Linked DNA regions of Homo sapiens: region 2 is linked to region 1. A link is a contact called in ENCODE Hi-C or POLR2A ChIA-PET data. All regions are on one chromosome and are shown on one strand. The core of a region is the stretch at or near the end of the contact, and the rest is flanking DNA. Distances in the headings are between cores, read along the strand shown. Region 1 holds the start of PSMD12 (proteasome 26S subunit, non-ATPase 12). Region 2 holds the start of LINC00674 (long intergenic non-protein coding RNA 674).

Region 1 (5,093 bases), core at 195-2,694:
AAGATTGCGCCACTGCACTCCATCCTGGGTGAAAAAAGTGAAACTCCGTCTCAAAAAAAAAAAAAAAAAAAGTTCAGGTTTTCACTACAATAGGCTTCTAGGCAGGACAGCATGGTGTGTGAGGGCACCAGCTCCAGAATCTAGAATCGGTCTGCCTGGGTTTGCTTCTTGGCTTCACCACTTTACTAGCTGTATGATCTTGGGGCATGTGATTCAACTTTTTCTAGCCCAAGTTTTCTTACCTGTAAAATAAGGATAATAGTAATAGCCATCGCATAGGGCTGAGGTGAGGATCAAATGGCTTAGTGCATGTAAGCACGGTGCCTGACACTGCAGAAACTACTCAACAAATATCAGTTATTGTTATCTGTCTGGCATTGGAGGCGGCTGAGTTTTCCCACCCTTATGTAACTGATGTTTGTTGATGCTAGCTGCTAGAAAGCTCTTAATGAATTTGTGGCTCCCCCTCAGCAAGCATACTGAACCTAAGATATACATACGTACCAACTTTATCACCTTTCTCCATCCTTGTTTCTTGGAAAGCCCGTTAAACTCTTATAGTGCCTACTTGTCTTTACTTCTGTAGTTCCGTCTTCAGTAATGACTCCACCCCACCTCAATCTTACTAATTCCTCAAGACCCAATACAAACGTCAGCCTTCCTGTAAAACCTTCCCTTATGGCACCATTAAGAATGCATAGCTTCCTTCTCGGTGTTCCAGTAACACTTTCCCCTTGTATGGCCCTCACCACCATGCATGACTTGACTAATTCATCACGTACATCAACTCCTAAAGGACAGGGTCCTGTGTTAGTCATCTTCGTACTATCACTTTCCTGCCCCTTCTCCTGGCCAAAGACCAGGCACATAGCCATGATCCACAAACGATGTAACGACATAAATTGATTGAGCAACAGCAACAGAACGAAACTCTCTGATCTAGCCTTAATACTGAAGCGGCCTTAACCCCTGGGAAACTACTAAGGTAAATATCACTTAAACAGCATCCAAGAAACGGCAAAAAGTTAAACGGAGCCCTAAGTCCCACGGAGGGAAGTGACCATCTGTTTTGGGGAGGGTCTGGGAAGCTATAGGCGCTGGCGTACTCCGCAGCCCTGGCCGGGCCGACCTGGGGTCTCCCACTCGTGCAGGCCCAACTAGGGCTGGACAGGCATTGGGGGGTGCACGCTCCAGCCCGCAGGCCCCCTGAGGCCTAAGCAGGCTCCGCGCCGTGACTCAGCCCCTGGCGCCCGCCAACAGCCAGCCGGCCTCTCCTCACCTTGGCTAGCTTCGCACACTCGGGTAGGCGCTGATCCACCGTGGCGCTGTAGTCCACCTCCATCTTGACGATGCGCCCGTCAGCCCGCTCCGAGCCGCCGTCCGCCATGGTCCCCGCCTGAGCGTCCCTTGCTGTCCCCCTGCTTCGGCCACCACTCGTCACCCACACCGGAAGTTGCCCGCGCACCCGCTCAGGCAGCCCATCGGGAGCCCACGCAAAGGACCCCTCGAGGTCCCCGGCGCTGGTTGCCACTCAGGCACTGCCGCGGACAGCCTGGGGGTGGGGCTTGAGGCGCGCGGGGCGGGACTCGCCACTCCAGCCTGCAGCGTCAGGTTTTGTCTCTGGGAACATCAGACTTTTTACCTAAAATTTGCGATGAGAAAAGCGAGTGTAATAGAACAGACCATCTCATATATCCCTACACCCCTGCTTCGAAATATGATTTCTCAGGACCGTGGCCAGTCGCTTTTCTTGGATCTCGGTTTTCTCATCTCTACATCAGGAGGCTAAAATAAACCTTAAAATAGAAAATTCTAAGGTTTTATCTACTTGAGAATCTTGGTGGCTTACTCTGTGGGATCTCTGAAAGCTCCTAAGAGAAGATATGGCAGCAGCTCAGTCATTTAATAAGCAAAGTGGTTTTTCTCTTTGTTTTCATTTTCACTGTAATCCACTAAGTTGGTAAAAAGAAAAGTTAAAAAGACATATTTGTTATCCCTATAGGATTTTCGTGAGCATCAAACTAGATGACATGTGAGACAATTTCAATTCTTAAGGGCCTTACACGTTTTATGTGTTATCATTCATACCATGCTGGTCCCTAGAAAATAGCTTGAGATCTTAAAAAAGCTTAGGATCCTTGAAAATGGGAATGAGGCCGGGCGCGGTGGCTCACGCCTGTAATCCCAGCCCTTTGGGAGGCTGAGGCGGGCGGATCATGAGGTCAGGAGATCGAGACCATCGTGGCTAACACGGTGAAACCCCGTCTCTACTAAAAATACAAAAAATTAGCCGGGCGTGGTGGCGGGCACCTGTAGTCCCAACTACTCGGGAGGCTGAGGCAGGAGAATGGCGTGAACCCAGGAGGCGAAGCTTGCAGTGAGCCGGCGAGATTGCGCCACTGCACTCCAGCCTGGGCGACAGAGCAAGACTCCGTCTCAAAAAAAAAAAAAAAAAAGAAAAAGAAAAGTAAAGAAAATGGGAATGAGGTTGTGTTTGGTGTGGGCATATGGTCAACAGCAGCCTGGAAAGCAAACAGGAAAACGGGAAATCTTGGAGTGGTTTATCTATTATGTTAGTGGTTCTCAATTTAATTAGTGCCGACATCGCTTTATAGATGCTGAATAGATCTCTTTGTTTGTTTTAACTGCAATGAAAATCAGGGAAAATATAAACCATCTACAAGCAAAATAAGACAATATCTCAGCTATAATCTGTAATGTAGAGGAGAAACAAATTTTACCTTTTTTTTATTTTTGTAGAGATAGCAGCTATACTACGTAGCCCAGGCTGGTCTCAAACACCTGGCCTCAAGCAGTCCTCTCACCTTGGCCTCCTAAAGTGCTGAGATTACAGGTGTGAGCCACTGTGCCCAACCAAGAAACAAATTTTAAAATAGCAAAATAATATATATTTCAAGAGATAAGGGCTAAAACATGTCTACAGTGGAAAATACAAGGAAGTAGTTATTTACACCCATACACAATAACTATAAATGTAAAAGCTGCAACTGCAACAGGTGTGTTCTCTTGGTTCCTGAAGCATGGTAAGGGCCTATTGTTGGTGACATTTTCCAAAATGGTGAGCAACAAGCCACTTCTTGGTAAAGCTCTTATTGTTTTTTTTTTATTTTATAGTCCATCAGATGGGTCTTATGGCTCATGCCTATAATCCCAGCACTTCGGGATGCTGAGGTGGGTGGATCACTTGAGGCCAGTAGTTCAAGACCAGCCTGACCAACATGGCGAAACCCCGTCTGTACTAAAAATGCAAAAATTAGCCAGTCGTCATGGCACGCACCTGTAATCCCAGCTTCTCGGGAGGCTGAGGCAGGAGAATTGCTTGAACCCGGGAGGTGGAGGTTGCAGTAAGCCAAGATTGCGCCACTGCACTCCAACCTGGGTGACAGACGAGACCCTGTCTCAAAATAAATAAATAAATAAACAAAGAAACTTTATAATCCATGACACGCTGAAATAAAGTTCTGACTATATCAACATATAATCTTCCATTGTTTTTCTCATGGAAGAATTCTTAGAAATTTTAGTTGATGTTAAAAGTGAAAGAAAAGTAGCTTGTCGTAAGTAAAATTGACTTAGAGTCTAGGCCTCAGACACAGAAGAAAGTGTCTGGTAGGACATTCAAAAGTCTGATGGAATGTGGGACAATATTTTATTGTGTGGGCTTGTTGCCTGGCAGGCTGTTTAGCATTGCAATTACATGCTGGTGTCTCCCTCTTCCCTCTGTGATTGTCACAACCCAAATTCCCCTGCAGGCTTCTAAAACACACTCTAGAGGCTGGTACTGTTGAGACACACTAGGCTAAGATGCCTTTTCACTACATATTCTGTGTGACATTGGTTTGATGAGAGTAGACAACAGGATCTGGAAGTGTAAATTTGTTTTTTGTTAAAAAAAATCTTTTTGGAGACATAGTCTTGTTCTGTTGCCCAAGCTGGAGTGCAGTGGCAAGATCAGGGCTCACTGCAGCCCTGACGGCCTAAGCTCAGGTGATTCTTCTGCCTCAGCCTCCCAAGTAGCTGAGACTACTCAGCTATTGGTTTTTGTTTGTTTGTTTGTTTTTTGAGACGGAGTCACGCTCTGCCACCCAGGCTGGAGTACAGTGGTGTGATCTCGGCTCACTGCAACATTTGCCTCCTGGGTTCAAGTGATTCCCCTGCCTCAGCCTCCTAAGTAGCTGGGACTACAGGCGTGCACCACCACACCTAATCAATTTTTGTATTTTTAGTAGAGACTGGGTTTCACCATGTTGGCCAGGCTGGTCTCAAACTCCTGACCTCAAGTGATCCGCCTGCCTTGGCCTTCCAAAGTGCTGGGATTACAGGTCTGAGCCACTGTGCCCGGCCCTCAGCTATTGTTTTATTATTTATGTATTTATTTATTTATTTTTGGCAGAGATGGGGGAGGTCTCACTGTGTTGCCCAGGCGAGTCTTGAACTCCTGGCCTCAAGCGAGCCTCCTGCCTCTTCGAAAGTGCTGGGATTACAGGCATGAGCCACAGCGCCCAGCTGAAGGTCTAAATTTAGAGTGAAGAGTTTGAGAAGACAAAAAGTAACAAAGGTGTGATGGAGTAGACAGATTTATGATTTCCTGAACTCAAAAATAAAGGGAAGGGTCTAAGAAGGGGCAAATAGGAGGGGGAGAAAAGTAGTTGACTCCCAAACCAAACTGAAGCCCTTCCTTGCTGAGCTTAGAGGTAAAAGAAAATGAAAGCAAGTTGAGATCCTAAGAAAACAAGAGATTAAAGTTAAATAAATAAAGAGGAACTCAGAAGTCTGAGCAATAGTCAGAAAAAAATAGGTGAGAGTACTGTATTACAGACAGATACTTTATATGAATTCTTTATTTGGGTGAGTCTGAGATTAAATCTGTGGCTTTGCAAGAAAGAAGTTGATTTCAGAAGAGAAAAATTGGCAGTGTAGGAATATCTAAAAGGCAAGGGAGAAATGCTGATTGCGAAGAGGAGTTTATTCAGAAAGAACAGTAATATTATGATACTCATTATTAGAAATAATGTGCCCCTATATTAATTACTATGTTGGGTACTTTTTTTTATTTTTTTATTTTTTTGAGA
Region 2 (5,201 bases), core at 530-3,029, 730 kb after region 1:
TCTAGCTCAGGGTTTGTGAGTGCACCAGTGGACACTCTATCTAGCTACTCTGGTGGGGCCTTGGAGAACCTTTATGTCTAGCTCAGGGATTGTAAATACACCAATCAGCACTCTGTATCTAGCTCAAGGTTTGTAAACACACCAATCAGCACCCTGTGTTTAGCTCAGGATTTGTGAATGCACCAATCAACACTCTGTATCTAGCTCAGGATTTGTGAATGCACCAATCGACACTCTGTATCTAGCTGCTCTGGTGGGGCCTTGGGGAACCTTTGTGTCCATACTCTGTATCTAACTAATCTGATGGTGACGTGGAGAACCTTTGTATCTAGCTCAGGGATTGTAAACACACCAATCAGCGCCCTGTCCAAACAGACCACTTGGCTCTACCAATCAGCAGGATGAGGGTGGGGCCAGATAAGAGAATAAAAGCAGGCTGCCAGAGCCTGCAGTGGTAACTCGTTCGCGTCTCTTTACACAGTGTGAAGTTTCAGTTTTTTGCTGTTTGGGTCCACACTGTTTTTATGAGCTGTAACACTCACCACGTAAGTCTCCAGTTTCTATCCTAAAGGCAGTAAGACAACAAGCTCACCGGGAAGGATGAACAGCGCCGGACACGTCGCCTTAAGAGCTATAACACTCACCACCAAGGCCTGCAGTTTCACTCCCGAGCTAGTGAGACCAAGAACCCACCTAAAGGAAAAAACTCCGAACACATCTTAAGGTCAAGAAGGAACGAACTCCTGACACGCCACCTTAAAAGCTGTAACACTCACCACCAGGGTCTGTGGCTTCATTCTTGAAGTCAGTGAGACCAAGAGCCCACCAATTCTGGACACAATAGGGCTGAGTGCGGTGGCTCAGGTCTGTAATCCCAGCACTTCGGGAGGCCAAGGCAGGCAGATCATTTGAGGTCAGGAGTTCGTGACCAACCTGGGCAACATAGAGAAACCTAAATGTCCCTCCTAAACGTGTCTTTACCAAAAATAAAAGAATTAGTGGGGTGTAGTGGTGCATACTGTGATCTCAGCTACTGCAGAGGCTCAGGTGGGAGGATCATCTGAGCCTGGGAAGTTGGGACTGCAGTGAGTCTGGGTGACAGGGAGACCCTGTCTTAAAAAAAAAAATTTTAGCAGTATAGTTACAAGGTCAAAGGATATGGTACATCTTTAGAAAGTTGTTATCTTTCTGCTCCTGAGATAAATACAGTAGTGTATGAACAACTCTTCATACGTTACTCCAAGGTTTATCTTGTTAATTCTTTAAGACGTATCATCTCCCTATCCTTGGCTGCACCTGAAAAGAGCGGGACTCTGCAGGTAACCCGATTTTCTCCACCAGGTGAGTCCCGGATGGAGGCGTCAACTACAAGACCAGGAACAGCACTCCTGGGGCTTTGCTGGAACCATCGGCGTGGGAATGCTGTCTCTTCCCTCGCCAGAAATACGACAAGTTCCCGGCGGGTAGCAGACTTGGTTCTAATTTTCCTCGCCCCAGCCTCTTGGAGCGCCCTGCATGCTGTGGGCGTCTAATAAATGCAGTCGGCCCTGCTTGGTCTAAAACTCTCCCTTGAGTGGACCGGACACTAAACCCCTCCAGGGGTCACAGCTGCCGCTCCCGCCGCCACTTTGCTCCTTGCCTGCTCCCTTCCCGCGTTCCGCCTGGGACCCTCGGCGGCAGCTCACACCTTCCCTCAGTGCCGGTGCCCGCTCCGGGCATCTGGCGCGCGCCCGCCGGCCCCGCCCCGCTGACCCCACCGGCCCCGCCTCCCATCTCCCCCTCGCCCCCCCGGAGCCGACAAATGGCCGCGGCGGCCTCAGGTCCGGCGTCACTCAGACAAGGGGGCGGGTGGAGGAGGAAGCGGCCAAGTCCACAGTCCTGCTCCCGTGCCGCCGAGCACCGCCCACCTCAGCTGACCAGCCCTGTCCGCTACTAGGCCTCGCCTAGAGGAGGGAAAGGCCGTGGCGTCCGCTCCCTCCGCGGCTCATGGCGACGACGCTTGGCACATCCGGGACCCTCAGGCCGCTGCAGTCGCGTCGCCGGCTGCTCGGGCCCCAGCCCCGGCCGCTGTGGTGACTCCGCCGCGCCTCGCCGTCGCCCCCGTCCCGCCCGCCGCCCCAGCCGCCAGGGACATGTCTAACCTCGGAGGCCGTAGGAACGGGCCTGTCGAAGTGCGCCTGACAGGTGAAGGGGGCGCGGCGGGCCGGGCTGGGCAGCCGCGAGGTGGGCGAGCTGGCAGGGGTGCTTGTGGCCTTGGGAAGGGCCAGGGTCGCGATCAGTGGTGAGTTGGGGGTCGGAGGTGTGGGAAGGCCTAGTTCAGAGAGAGCAATTGGAAAACCACTTGTTCCGGTTTGGACATTGTTTAAAAAGCCGAGGATGACTCGGGGCGGGGGGGTGGTGTTTTGTGGAGGGGAGGGTACACCAGTTCGCATCGCAGGCGGATTTCAGGTCGGAAAGTCTTGGTCAAGGAGCCCGACGCTGCCTCCCGGGGCTCGGGGAACAGCCCCTGGGCTACCGCCCAGGTGAGATCGTGAAGGGGATGAAGAGCTCCCGTGGCGAGGATTATTGAATTCGGTTGCTGACTGCGCGCAGTAAACACTCCTTAAAGATGGAGCGCTTAACGGGAGGGTGTGCGTCTGTGTTCCCGGGTTGTTACCTTGCACACACCCACTTATGCCCGCGTGAAAAACCTTTACTCCCCGCCGCCGGCCACCGCTGCCAGGGTCACACACCTTAAACTCACGTCTCTCTGAGGAGGGGAGACAGGTTGACTTCCGGTGTGCCTGTCTGATCCGACGGCTTGGGCTCATTGTACACTGTGTTTTGGAAGTGTCTGATTGTAGGGTGGCATGTTTGGGGGTTGTTCCTTATAGGCCGCAGAACTTGTGTCTCACTTCTAGCTCCAGACCTGCTTTAAAAACACACTTTTTTTTTTGGTGGGGGGGCGGAGAGGGTACAATTCTAAGTATGTCCTCATACAAATTTTCGAACAAACTTTCTGTTACTCTCCCCACCCTCCCCCTTCCTTTTTCGAAATGGAAAAGAGTGTCCAGAGGGGTTGCTAGATAGAAGACTACACTTACAAAGTGTTTATGATTCCAGGTGCATGAAATCTTTAACATTACAGGTACGTTTTGCTTACAGTGCCATTTTTGGTATTCTTACAGGGACATGCCACCCCCGTTTTAGGAGAACTTGTATTTGGTTTGAGAAGGAATTGGAATCACGGCGTTATCCTACCTTCACCATTTACCCCTGATAAATTGTCCACGTTTATATTTGGGTGAGTGGTGAGAAAGATAATTTTCCGTAGAGGATTTGTGTGTGCGTGCACATGTACTAATAAACTGTAATTATATTTGCCCACACTAGACTTTGAGATTTATTTGGACTAATTTTGCAGTTGAATGCTTGTGTGTCACATCCCAGTCCACTGGCTAAACTTGCTGGATGAAAACTTGCAGTGAATTTGGTATTTGAGAATTTAGCTTGAATGTGTATGTTGGCTGCAATTTAGATAATGTATTACCTTCATGACAGTTTTCCTTTCCCTAGGGAAAATTGCCAGGAATCATTAACTGAGTGGTTCTTAATGGAAAACCTGGATTGGAGGATACTTATATTCCCCCCCACCCCCCATTCAGTGTCCTTATATTGGGAGGAGTCAGTGGAAACCTTTGTAGGGGATCTTTGTTGCTTTGGAGTTTATCTGTTGCTGTTACTATCTGGAGTCAGTGATTGTGGAAAGAACATGTGATCCCAGGTGTGCAGAAAGCATCAGAAATAGGCTGTTTCCATTTACTTTCCTCTGGGCTATATAGAGAAAATGAGGAAAAAGTAGGGATTTTGATTTTCTGCAGATAAAATGAGTTGAAGTTTTTAGTATGACTCAATAGATCTTAAAGTGTTTATCTGCAGTTTCTGTACTGCCTAAGATACATTATAAAAATCTGTATGTAAAGTTTGTTAAGAGGAAAGATTATGCTTATCTTTTAGGGGAAGAGGGAATATTGAGCTACATTTATAGAGTGATTTTGTTTCAGGTTTTTCTGAGGAATTTTAAATACCCTGTGTCCTCTTAATAGTAAAAACAGTTTGAGGTACTCTAAGTTTCTTACAACTATTTGTCTCTGAATAGTTTTCTCTTAAAATTTGACAAATATTAAAAACATTGTCCTTCCTTCTTTGGTTACAGTGGAGTCTCTTCTGTTTTGCCAGGAAAGTTAACATATTGTTTTTTTCATTTTTGTTCATCATTTACAAATTAGATGGTATAGATTTTAGCAAATAGATCTCAAGAACTGGATTCAATTAGCAGCTTTTAAGGACATAAACATTAAAGGGTTAGATGGAAAAGATTGTTTTGACTGACTGGATAAATGACAGGGCTGTGTTTGATGTGTGTCCAGGAATTGGTCTGGAGCTGGTGCCCAACTTCTCAGTCCATCTTGAGAAGCCAAATAAAATACTTAACCTAGGCCTCATTTTGTTCAAAAAAAAAAAAAAAAAAAGTTGATTCTTTGTGAAGACCTTAAGAAATGTTTGGCATACCTTTAGACTAAGTGACAGTTCATTTAGATCTGGGTTCCCTAATAGAGGAAAAAAAATCACTTAAAAAAAGACAGATCCCACAGCGAATTTATATTTGGTTTACAATACACTTGGGCTATAAGATGTTTTAAAATTATTGTTCTTTGCTTTAAGTTAATAACATATTAGTATTTTAAATTTATAGAGTACCTTTGATTTCAAGATGCTGTATAAACTTCAGTTACTTGGTAATAACCTTATTGTGGAATTGCCCCTTTACTGAAAGGTATCAACATTTCTTGCGTGGTGACACACACACACACACACACACTCTCTCACACACTCATACACACTCTCTTTCTGAAGAAAAGGAAACATTTAAACCATGAGATCTCTGCCCACAATTGATATTAGACGTTTCCACATACTATTCTTAAAACCACTATCAGTGAACTGTTTGGTGTTTGTCAACGCTAACAAGGTGGGGCTAATTTAATAATTTAATCCCAAATTTTAGATTCCTCAGGCAATTGGGGGTTAGAATCCGATTTCATCCATCAAGCTACTTCTGTTCTTTATGACACATTAACATATGATCATTAAAATGGGCTGTGTGGTAACACTATTAACTTCAACTAATATTTCTATAACAAATTGATGACAAAATGTAT

What was found. A loop is a pair of places that touch in the nucleus more often than their neighbours do. ChIA-PET counts read pairs that join two places held with the same protein, here RNA polymerase II (POLR2A). Pooled maps may share reads with other maps.
Region 2: a map of psoas muscle shows a loop between it and region 1 (4-fold over the local background). The contact joins the promoter of LINC00674 here to the promoter of PSMD12 in region 1. A Hi-C loop is called at or near these places in 1 of 168 maps with a recorded cell type or tissue (psoas muscle) and 10 of 50 pooled maps. POLR2A ChIA-PET finds 5 or more read pairs at or near these places in 1 of 52 experiments (HepG2).

What each region holds. Positions count from the first base shown.
Region 1 is chr17:67,365,133-67,370,225 of GRCh38, forward strand. PSMD12 (proteasome 26S subunit, non-ATPase 12) reads right to left here and starts at 1,445. Exons shown (of 11, transcript NM_002816.5): 1 at 1,280-1,445. The coding sequence starts at 1,387. RefSeq lists enhancers at 1,261-1,320, 1,341-1,650.
Region 2 is chr17:68,099,776-68,104,976 of GRCh38, forward strand. It overlaps LINC00674 (long intergenic non-protein coding RNA 674), which reads left to right and starts at 1,780. Exons shown (of 6, transcript NR_027418.1): 1 at 1,780-2,184; 2 at 3,168-3,283. It overlaps LOC124904048 (a long non-coding RNA gene), which reads right to left and starts at 1,721. Exons shown (of 2, transcript XR_007065885.1): 1 at 777-1,721. RefSeq lists enhancers at 1,121-1,900, 1,901-2,679 and silencers at 1,645-1,784, 1,835-1,894, 2,055-2,214.